Linked DNA regions of Homo sapiens: region 2 is linked to region 1. Evidence: chromatin contacts called from ENCODE Hi-C data. All regions are on one chromosome and are shown on one strand. The core of a region is the stretch at or near the end of the contact, and the rest is flanking DNA. Distances in the headings are between cores, read along the strand shown. Region 1 overlaps SEC61G-DT (SEC61G divergent transcript). Region 2 overlaps EGFR (epidermal growth factor receptor).

Evidence for each region. A loop is a pair of places that touch in the nucleus more often than their neighbours do. Pooled maps may share reads with other maps.
Region 2: a loop to region 1 is called in a map of IMR-90, with 5 times the contacts of the local background. The contact joins two enhancer-like sites. A Hi-C loop is called at or near these places in 5 of 168 maps with a recorded cell type or tissue (Caco-2, Calu3, IMR-90 and 2 more), 2 of 37 single-sample maps with no recorded cell type and 7 of 50 pooled maps.

What each region holds. Positions count from the first base shown.
Region 1 is chr7:54,771,766-54,777,335 of GRCh38, forward strand. The region is part of intron 1 of SEC61G-DT (SEC61G divergent transcript); the gene reads left to right. Among named protein-coding and RNA genes, the nearest start is that of SEC61G-DT, 15 kb to the left of the region's middle. RefSeq lists a silencer at 2,487-2,646. Within about 2 kb of position 2,151, at least 7 of the 41 ENCODE cell types and tissues checked have a DNase peak (open chromatin) inside an H3K27ac peak, as active enhancers do.
Region 2 is chr7:55,154,370-55,159,939 of GRCh38, forward strand. EGFR (epidermal growth factor receptor) reads left to right here. Exons shown (of 28, transcript NM_005228.5): 8 at 1,461-1,577; 9 at 2,164-2,290; 10 at 2,390-2,463; 11 at 3,294-3,384. Among named protein-coding and RNA genes, the nearest start is that of EGFR-AS1, 32 kb to the right of the region's middle. RefSeq lists enhancers at 1,632-2,204, 1,785-2,984. Within about 2 kb of position 2,827, at least 7 of the 41 ENCODE cell types and tissues checked have a DNase peak (open chromatin) inside an H3K27ac peak, as active enhancers do.

The sequences.
Region 1 (5,570 bases), core at 901-3,400:
TAAAAAGAAACTCTCAAGCTTATAGAGGGCACTTTTAAAAATGTGCAGCTAACATCATACCTAATGGCAAAAGACTGAACTTATTTTCTCTAAGAACAGGAGCTAAGAACAGGAACAGAGCTGATGCTGGTACAATTATATATCTGTATGGAAAAAAAAAAAAACTTTAGTATTTCCAACATATGATACACAAAAGTTAACATGAAAAAGATCATGGATGAAAATGCAAAAAGTAAAACTATAAAACTTCTAGGAAAAATGTAGGAGAAAATTTTTGTGATCTCAATGTAGGCAAACATTTTTGAGGTAATAAATCTATAATTTTTTTTTTTTTTTTTTGAGACGGAGTCTCACTCAGTCACCCAGGCTGAAGTGCAGTGGCGCGATCTCGGCTCACTGCAAGCTCCACCTCTCGGGTTCACCCCATTCTCCTGCCTCAGCCTCCCAGGGAGCTGGGACTACAGGCGCCCGCTACCACGCACGGCTAACTTTTTGTATTTTTTTTAGTAGAGACAGGGTTTCACCGTGCTAGCCAGGATGGTCTCAATCTCCTGACCTCATGATCCGCCCGCTTCAGCCTCCCAAAGTGCTGGGATTATAGGCGTGAGCCACTGCGCCCGGCCCACAAATCTGTAACTTTAAAAAATGATAAATTAGACTATCAAAATTTAAAATGTTTGCTCCCCAAAGGATACTATTAATAATATAAAAAGGCAGGTCACAAACTAGGAAAAAAATAACGATATATATATGTGACAAGATACTTTTATAGAGCATCATATATAAAGAAATCTTATGATTCAATAATTAGAAGATAAATAACCCAATTTTATAAAGTGAGAGAAGCAAATGAATTAAACAGACTTTAACCAAAGAATATATACAAATAGCCAATAGCCACATGCAAAGATGCTCAGCATTATTAGTTAGCAGGAAAATGCAAATTAAACTCATCATGAGTCACCTCCACACACCCATTAGAATCAATGTTCAAAAGGATGATCATACCAGATATTGACAAGGACATGGCTCAGCCAGAGCTCTCACTGATTGCCGTGGGAATAGAAAATGGTGTAACTGGCCAGGCGCGGTGGCTCACACCTGTAATCCCAGCACTTTCGGAGGCCGAGGCAGGTGGATCACTTGAGGTCAGGAGTTCAAGATGAGCCTGGCTAACATGATGAAACCCTGTCTCTACCAAAAATACAAAAATTAGCCAGGTGTGGTGGCAGTCACCTGCAATCCCAGCTACTCGGAAGGCTGAGGCAGGAGAATTGCTTGAACCTGGGAGGTGGAGGTTGCAGTGAGGTGAGATCGTGCCACTGCACTCCAGCCTGGGCAACAGAGCAAGACTCCGTCTCAAAAAAAAAAAAAAGAAAAAAAGAAAAAAGAAAATGGTATAACTATTCTAGGAAATACTTTGGCTGTTTTTTTATAGTTAAATATCTACTTACTCTACCAGTAATTTGCTTCTAGGTATTTACCAAGAGAAATGAGAACATTTGTACACATTTGTTACACACATTTGCTCATAGCAATCTTAATAGTCAAAAACTGGAAGCAAGCCAGGTGCCCATCAACAGGAGACTGGGTCAATAAATTGGGGTATATTCATACAAGAGAATAGTACTGAGAAGGAAAAATGAATAAGATACTGTTAGATTTAACAAAATGAATAGATCTCAAAAGTGTTATGTTAAATGGAAAAAGCAAGTATTTACACAGACACAAAAGAGTACATGCTATATAATTCCTTTTAGATGAAATTCTTAAAAGTCAGAACGGACATAAAGCAGATCAGTGGTTGCCTGGACAAGAGCTGGGGTGAGCTTGCCTGTAAATAGGTACAAGGGTACTTTGGGAGGTGATGGAAATCTACATGTTGTGTTGAGGTTGACTGGGTGTATACATTCGCCAAAACCCCTTGAACTGATATAAAGGTGCAGTTTATTGAATATAAACTACACCTCCATGCAGTTTTTTAAGAAGAGTTTATGTGTATTTTCTCCTGTTTGAGCTTTGAAAGAACATTCCAAAGCTCCTAAATGCTTTGGAATCCCAAAGCTCCAAAAATGTTTTCTATTAGAAAACATTTAGAAGTGCTCAAAGTAGCAAAAGATTTGCCTAGTTTTATCGGAAGTATGGAGAAAAGACACAAGATGGCGGTGTTACTCAGAGAAAGCAAAAGTGTATGGCGTCTTTCTCAATAAAGTCTCATTTCACCTGGCAGTTCTTCACGTCATTGACACGATTGTCCTCAGTACTTTCTTCTCCAGGTGCTTATGGGAGTCTTCTCTAATATACTTAATTACTGTCTACACTCAATAACTACGTCACGGATCCTTTAAACATCTCAAGAGCTTTTGTTTTTCTGTTGTTGTTGCAAATAAAAGTGAAAAATGTAAATAGTTTGCAATCCAGTAATCTATTTCGTTATTAGGGAGACTCATGTCTACTGCGGTTTGTTACTCCATAATGGAAGCCCCTGAGAAGTCGCCTTACCTCTGGGAAGAGCGCTTTGCTTCCCAGAGAATCTGATTCGCATTTCAGGCAGTCAGCCACTGGAGGGCAGTGCAGAAGCGTGAATGCCCTCACCTGCTCGGAGGCGGGAAACCCTGCAGCAACTGCGTCTTCTAAGGGAGCCTAGGACCAGGTTATTAGCAGAGGGGAAAAGAAAATGAATCCATTCTGGAAACCATCCGTTTGATTCAGAATGTTTTGTGTAAGACAGTATTTCTTGGGCCAGGCACAGTGGCTCACGCCTGTAATCCCAGCACTTTGGGAGGCCCAGGCGAGCAGATCACTTGAGGTGAGGAGTTCAAGACCAGCCTTGCCAACGTGGTGAAACCCCTTCTCTACTAAAAATACAAAAATTAGCTGGGTGTGGTGGCATGTGCCTGTAATCCCAGCTACCCAGGAAGCTGAGGTAAGAGAATCGCTGGAACCCGGGAGGTGGAGGCTGCAGTGAGCCGAGATCATGCCACTGCACTCCAGCCTGGGCGACAGAGCAAGACTGTCTTTAAAAAAAAAAAAAAAAAAAAATTATTTCTTGGTAATTACAAAGTTGTGTCCATCAGACGAACTCTAGAACTCTACAGATAACTGTGGACTCTAGCCTCCATGTACAGAGCAGCTAAGTGCAGACTGGAGAGAGGGCAGGCAGGGGCCGGCCGAGGGCGGGGTCCTACAGGAGGAGGAGGTGCCGGTGAACCTCCCATTTCCACGACTTGTACTCTTGGGGCAGCCCCTGGTCTGTGCCACGTGGATGGTGAAAGCTCACATGGAGAACATCCCACTGCCTTGAAGAACCAGAGGACAAAGTTTAGGACAACCGCAGTCACTGGCTGGGGGGCGGTGTGGGGCAGGGATCGGGGACTGACAAACAGAAGAGCCGGGAGACAGGGAACCTCAGACCATGAGTAAAGGCTAACTTCCTAGCTGGGCCATGCATGGACCTGACAAGCTTCCCTCGCTAAGGCCCAACCCTGCAGCCCTGATGGCCCTGCTGCCCCACCCAGGTTCCACGCACTGTGGGGAGATAAGCGGAAGCTGGAAGAGGGAAACCCTGGGCTTACAGCCTGGTTCTGCTCCCAACCACTACTGCTAATGTCTTGAGCTTGTTACCAAAGCTCCCTGAGCTTTAGTTTGTTTTCCAGAGAAAAGATGAAACCAGACCTCTCTCCTAGGGCTGCTTTTGAGGACTACCAGGGATAATGTGTGCAAAGCGCCTGACACAGAGGGCTTCACTCTGTCATTAATTTGCTTCCCACCTCTTGTTTGTGGTTTCCCTGGAATCTTGTGACTAACTCCTGTTGCAGGAAGTCAGGGACCCCAAACGGAGGGACCGGCTGAAGCCATGGCAGAAGAACGTGGATTGTGAAGATTTCATGGACACTTATCACTTCCCCAGTCAATACCCTTGTGCTTGCCTATGCCTGTCTTTACTTTAATCTCTTAATCCTGTCAGCCAAGGAGGATGTATTTCGCTTCAGGACCATGTGATAATTGCGTTAACTGCACAAATTGTACAGCATGTGTGTTTGAGCAATATGAAATCTGAGCACCTTGAAAAAAGAGCAGGATAACAGCAATTGTTCAGGGAATAAGAGAGATAACCTTAAACTCTTGACCGCCGGTGAGCTGGGCAGAACAGAACCATATTTCTCTTCTTCCAAAAGCAAATGGGAGAAATATCTCTGAATTCTTTTTCTCAGCATGGAACGTCCCTGAGAAAGAGAATGTGCGCCTGGAGGTATAGGCTTATAAACAGCCCCCCCGCCAGGTGCACCTGTCTCTTATGGTCGAGGCTGCAGAGATGAAATATACTCCAGTCTCCCATAGTGCTCCCAGGCTTATTAGGAAGAGGAAATTCCCACCTAATAAATTTTGATCAGACCAGTTGATCACAAAACCCTGTCTCCTGATAAGATGTTATCAATGACAATGGTGCCTGAAACTTCATTAGCAATTTTAATTTCGCCTGGGTGCTGTGGTCCTGTGATCTCGCCCTGCCTCCACTTGCCCTGTGATATTCTATTACCCTGTTAAGTCCGTGATGTCTGTCACCCATACCTATTCACACACTCCCTCCCCTTTTGAAAATCCCTAATAAAAACTTGCTGGTTTTTGTGGCTTGTGGGGCATCATGGATCCTACCAACGTGTGATGTCTCCCCAGGACGCCCAGCTTTAAAATTTCTCTCTTTTGTACTCTGTCCCTTTATTTCTCAAGCCGGCCGACGCTTAGGAAAAATAGAAAAGAACCCACGTGATTATCAGGGCAGGTCCCCCGATAAACTCCGTTTCTGAGATCAGTTCTAGTGGCAACCCTCCAAGTCAGCTAGGCCTCAGTTCCTGATCTTACCCGTAAACGCAGTGAGTTTGCTTCTCACAAGCTTTGGTTATCTTGTCTGTCTCCCTTTTTGAAATCCAGGTTTGAAGACTATTCGGCCATGCTTTTGCAGTGAGCACCAGCTTGCTAGAGCCCCTGGGGGGCCGCAGCCAGCAAGCTGGAGAGTTACCAATGTTCCAAGAATGTTTCAGAACCACTTGCTTTGTCAAAGCTTGGCCTTGTGGACTTCCCGTTTTACATGAGATTCTCTAGTCTTTGCCCATCTTCATTTCCTATTGCCTCCTATATATTTTTTTCTTTTTCTTTCTTTCTTTCTTTCTTTTTTTTTTTGTCAGTGGCAACTTTTACATGATTTTCTGTGATCATGCACACAGGGACTAAAAGCACTCACTCTCTCTGCATCTGGGACCCGTCCTCTCCTCTACCTCTCACTGCAGTCAATGGTGTTTGCTCCTCTGCCCTTTGCTCTTGCTGGGCCATGGTGACAGCTTCCTGGCTAGGTTCTCTGCCTTCATTCATGGCCCTGTGTGCCATTTTCCCCGACATCCAAGACTTAAACTTTTAAATATGGTCATCACATCATGTTAACTCTTCACTTTCACTTCTCGCGTAGCTGCTTGCTGTAGCTGGAGTCAAATCTACCCTCCAAAGACCCCCGGCTCCCTCTCTTCCCCTGACTGGCTGTGCTCTGGCTCTTTCCGACCACACGTGTGTCAAGC
Region 2 (5,570 bases), core at 1,577-4,076, 380 kb after region 1:
GGCTGCTCAGTGCACAGGGCAGATCTGGGTGGCCAGGCCACCTCACAGGAGAAACACCTGCTGCTCAGCCCTCACCACTCATCCAGCAGCCACAGCCGTGGGTATTCAGTTGTCTGCTGGGCACAAAGCCGTGGGCATGCCACTGTTTAGTGCTTGTGCCAAGCAGGTATTTAATACACCGAAATCAGAGAGTCTATCAGAAGACCTGCCTTCTTGAGTGGTTAAAATTCTAGTGAAAGTTATGCCTCTTAGGAGTATTGCAGAGGTTTTGTTTTTGTTTTTATTTTGTTTTGTTTTAATGGTTTGGGTTTGAGTTTTGCTTGTTTGTACTTACATTTGTACTGGTGGCTCCAGGGTTTAGGGAAATTGTGACATAAAATAATTCCTGACAGAGAAAGCAAAACTTTGTCTAATGAAAGAGTTTTAGAAGCCACTCTTGATCTCTAGAAGGGGAGATTAACTGAGAAAAAAAATTGAAAGAACAATTATGAGGGGGAGATTTTACCCTGCCAGATTTGTGTACATGAAAAATTTTACATTCCGTATGGAAAAAAAAAACACAAAATAATAAGCCATTATAAGGTAAATGACAAACAAAGCTAAAGAAAAATGTGCCACAGTGATGACACAGATATATCTTTGAGATAGGGCTTAACAGAGCTTTAAAATCCATAGGAAAACACTTCGAGCCTGAGATACCAAGAGCAGATGGTTCACAGAAGAATCATCAATGTCCTATAAATATTTTTGAGGATCTTCTTGGGGAACTTAAAACAGGAACAGGCCAGGCACAGTGGCTCATTGGCTCATGCCTTTAATCCCAGCACTTTGGGAGACTGAAGGGGCTGGATTGTCTGAGGTCAGGAGTTTGGGACCAGCCTGGCCAACAGGGTGAAACCTCGTCTCTACTAAAAATACAAAAATTAGCCGGGCGTGGTGGCGCACGCCTGTAATCACAGCCGCTCAGGAGGCTGAGGCAGGAGAATTGCTTTAACCCAGGAGGCGGAGGTTGCAGTGAGCTGAGATCACACCACTGCACTCCAGCCTGGGTGACAGAGCAAGACTCCATCTCAGACAAACAAAAAAGGAAGACATAGAGCTCCTAAAAATAACGCAGAAGTCTGCTATTAATACAAATGAATTACTTTAAAGGTGAGAGCAGGTGGAGGAGAGGGCTGAGGTGCCTGCTGGGACGCAAAACAGCTGGCCCCTCAAGGGACCCAGTGTTTCCTGCCATGATGAAACACCTGTATTGTCCACATTGCGGCCTAGAATGTTATTAAACTCTTGAACGGGATTCCTTCTCTATTTGCAACCTTTCATTCTTTGTCCTTAAAGTAAATAAAGCCAAAGGAGGATGGAGCCTTTCCATCACCCCTCAAGAGGACCTGGACCGCCTGTGTGAGGCCCGAGCACCTGGTGCCACCGTCATCACCTTCCTTTCATGCTCTCTTCCCCAGGTAATTATGTGGTGACAGATCACGGCTCGTGCGTCCGAGCCTGTGGGGCCGACAGCTATGAGATGGAGGAAGACGGCGTCCGCAAGTGTAAGAAGTGCGAAGGGCCTTGCCGCAAAGGTAGGAAGCCCGCCGGTGTGCGGACGAGGCTTGTTCTCGGCTGCTGAGGCTGGGCTCTCATGCCACCTCCAAAGGAACACATCTTCCTCTTCTCATTAAAAAACAACTATACATATCGTTTCTTTAAAACAGAAGATAAAGCTGTAAAGCTAGGTTAGGCAATGGGAAGGCACTGAAGGTTGTGACGGGGTGGGGGGCTCTGATGAGAACAGTCACAGAGCCAGCCCCGCTCAGCAGCTGCCAGGTGCCCAGCCCTGGGGAGAATCCAGGGAAGGCAGAGCTGGAAGCAGTGCAGCTCCAAGCGGCCCATGGGAAATAATGAGGAGAACGCAAGGTCAGTGTGAGGTGACAGGGATGGCATCTCCTACACCGCCGTAGCCCCAAAGTGTACTATAGGTCCTGGTGTCCCCCCTTCCCGCCTGCACTCTCCCCAGCCCCTTCAGTGTTTGTTGAGTGAATGAAGGATGATGTGGCAGTGGCGGTTCCGGTGACCGGAATTCCTTCCTGCTTCCCTCTGCCTGTGGATCCCTAGCTATTCTTAATCCAACAAATGTGAACGGAATACACGTCTCTCTTATCTCTGCAGTGTGTAACGGAATAGGTATTGGTGAATTTAAAGACTCACTCTCCATAAATGCTACGAATATTAAACACTTCAAAAACTGCACCTCCATCAGTGGCGATCTCCACATCCTGCCGGTGGCATTTAGGGGGTGAGTCACAGGTTCAGTTGCTTGTATAAAGAAAAACAAAATCTGCCTTTTTAACTGGTAGAGATTGGTGATCAATAATCACCCTGTTGTTTGTTTCAGTGACTCCTTCACACATACTCCTCCTCTGGATCCACAGGAACTGGATATTCTGAAAACCGTAAAGGAAATCACAGGTTTGAGCTGAATTATCACATGAATATAAATGGGAAATCAGTGTTTTAGAGAGAGAACTTTTCGACATATTTCCTGTTCCCTTGGAATAAAAACATTTCTTCTGAAATTTTACCGTTAATGGCTGATGTTTTGATATTTTTCAAAAGTGCAGTTTCTCCTGCAGGCAAAAGGGGACACGTTAAGTCCAGGCTTGGGTCATTCACTGCGGTGTAAACACGCTTTCTCCCTCCCGCCCGGCCCCAGCCAGCTGCCTTGGTGGCCCATAACCCCTGAGGGTAGAGGGAGGGGACAGGGGTAGGTGACAGGCAGCCTGGGCCTCAGGCTTTTGAAACTGGACGCCAGAGCCTTGTGGGGCCACGGGCAAGCCTCGGGTCTATGACTGCCGCCTGAGCTCCGCTTCCTTCCTCTCTAAAATGGGAAGATTAGACCAAAATAACAAGACTGTTTTAAGGTTGGAATCAAATAAGGAAAATTTGTAAAGCTCCTTGTATGTGATACCAGATCCACAATTGGCAGATAATCGCAGCAGGAGCCTCTTCGGGGTAATCAGATACGCGGCGCAGCAGGGGTCTCAGGGCCACAGCCAGGGGGGCGGCGGGAGACATGCGGAATCGCAGCGGAAGGCGGGAGGCAGCTGTGAACTGTGGCTCGGCCTGCGTCCGCCCTGCGCATGTACACTCAGAGAAGATGATAATGAAAAAGAAAGCAAATCCAATTTTCCCACTTACTGTTCATATAATACAGAGTCCCTGAGAGTCTAGAGTAATGTCTCATACAAAAAAGAAACTCCTACGTGGTGTGTGTCTGAAGTCTTTCATCTGCCTTACAGGGTTTTTGCTGATTCAGGCTTGGCCTGAAAACAGGACGGACCTCCATGCCTTTGAGAACCTAGAAATCATACGCGGCAGGACCAAGCAACAGTAAGTTGACCACAGCCAAAGCCTGGTAGATTACATTTGCCTTTTTAGTTGGAAATTAGGCTTAACAGGAGAGTTGCTAAGATAGGGCACAGAGCTCCTGCATCTCTCGCCGGCATTCCCAAATGCTATCTCACATGAGCAGGCACAGGGAGCAAGACTGCACGACCACTGGCACAGGCTGTCCGCTAAACCACAGACTTCTCAGCGCTCGCCAGTGCTTCTGCTTCTGTGTCCACTCCAGATCCCACATTGCACTTAGTTGTCAAATCTTTTCAGTCCATTTCTAACCTATATTAGCTCCTGTGTCTTTCCTTGTCTTTCACGGCCTTGACACTTACAAAACGTGTGGGTCAGGTACTTTGCACACTGTCTAACCATGTCTGTTCAGCTGGTGTTTTCTCAGGATGCAATTGAGGTTATGCACATCTTATCACAGGGACCAGAGAGACTTTTTAGCACCACTCTTCAAGAATTTCCACTTTTTCAGCTTTGACAGTGGAATAGACATGCAGGTGCTCACACACAAGCATCTTTAATATGGTAATGGTAATCATCAGTTTAGTGGTGTGGAGGAGGAGATGGGAATCTCTTAGTGAAACCCGCCTTGGAAGCAGCCTCGTTATGAGAACTGCTGCCCCTACTTGACTCTTAAAGCACTAGATAATACTGTGCAACATTAAAGAGAATAAGAGTGCGTGAAATATGCATTGCCTCCCATAAACTCCCTTGGCTCTGAATCTCTGATACTAAATATGTGGCTACCGTTGCTTCCCAGAAAGGCCTTTTTGCTCTGAATTCTCTGGAATGCTTTCTTTGACCAAGATTCTTATAAAAATAAGAGATTTAGAGCAATTTTCTTGGATGGCTGGTATGAGCCAGTTGGCTTAGTTGTAGGGATTTAAACAAGATAAGGGTTACTTACTTTTCACATTTAATGAGAAGTCTGGTGATTCCAGCTCCTACTGAGACAGGGTGGCCACACGTTCCAGGGTGTGACTCACTGAGGCCCCAGACCTGCCCTGCAAGGAAAACCTGGCTCTGCCCTGGTGTCCTGGCCTCCCTGGGCATATGTGGGGGAGAATTCCTAATGGTATTGGTTACAGGCTCCTATGCGAGACCACTCATCTGTGTAGGAGAAAGGAAAAAGATGGGGGAAAGAAGAGCAGCAGGGAGAGGAGAAGCCTCTGGATGATACTCTAACCCCCTGCCATCCAACACCTGAACATCAGTCTCTTCATCCAGTGCTCTCAGCTGGCCCAGCCCCCAGCCTGGGGTCAGATGAGAGCTTCCTGCAAATGCAGATCTCTTTCCTGTGGCTCCTTCTCAATTACAGACAGCTCCTCCACAAGGTGCACTCTGGCCTTGTGCTCCCTCCCCAAACCAGCCCAGCCCTCCCAGCCTGCATCATCGTGGTCCTGTAGGGGCTAGAGGTTCTCACACCCATCGTGGTCTGGCAGAGGCTGGTGGTTCTCACACCCATCGTGGTCCGGCAGGGGCTTAGTGGTTCTTATACCCATCGTGGTTCAGGAGGGGCTAGTGGTTCTCACACCCATCGTGGTCTGGCTGGGGCTAGTGGTTCTCATGTCCACCGCGTGCTTTCCTGCTCCTCCAGGTGGCTGAGGACATCCCCCCTTCGGTCTGAATGACTTCCATCCAGTCATCTGATATACACATTGGACCACCCAATAGCATCCTAGTGTCATGTTGGATGGTGAAGAAAATGCCACAGTTACTGCTTTCAGGGCCTCACAACCTTGGGCATAGCTTTTTGGAGGAAGGCCCCACTTCCCAGGCATCCCTCCCAGACCTGGTCAGAGGCCCCTGCTCTTTGCTTCCATGTTGCCCACACTCACTGTGCTCTTCACACCGGCTCAAAATGATCTGCTTACGGGGTTGTGTCACCACCAGATCAAGCGTCCTGGAGAGGAGGAAACATATTTAACCTGCACAGAATTTGGGACAGAGAACCTCTAGTGTTTGTTCAATAAATATATGAATGGATAGAGGGACAGGTTGGGTGGTGGATAGATGGATGAACCCACACCTTTGAAGTGTATTTGGCTGTTTGAGAGGTTAGAATATGTTCTCAATTTCCAGGCAAAATGAAAATGGAGAAAATATAATGACATTAAGGCATTTTATTCATCCTCCCCATCTGCCACTGGGTTAAAGATACTAAATAAACA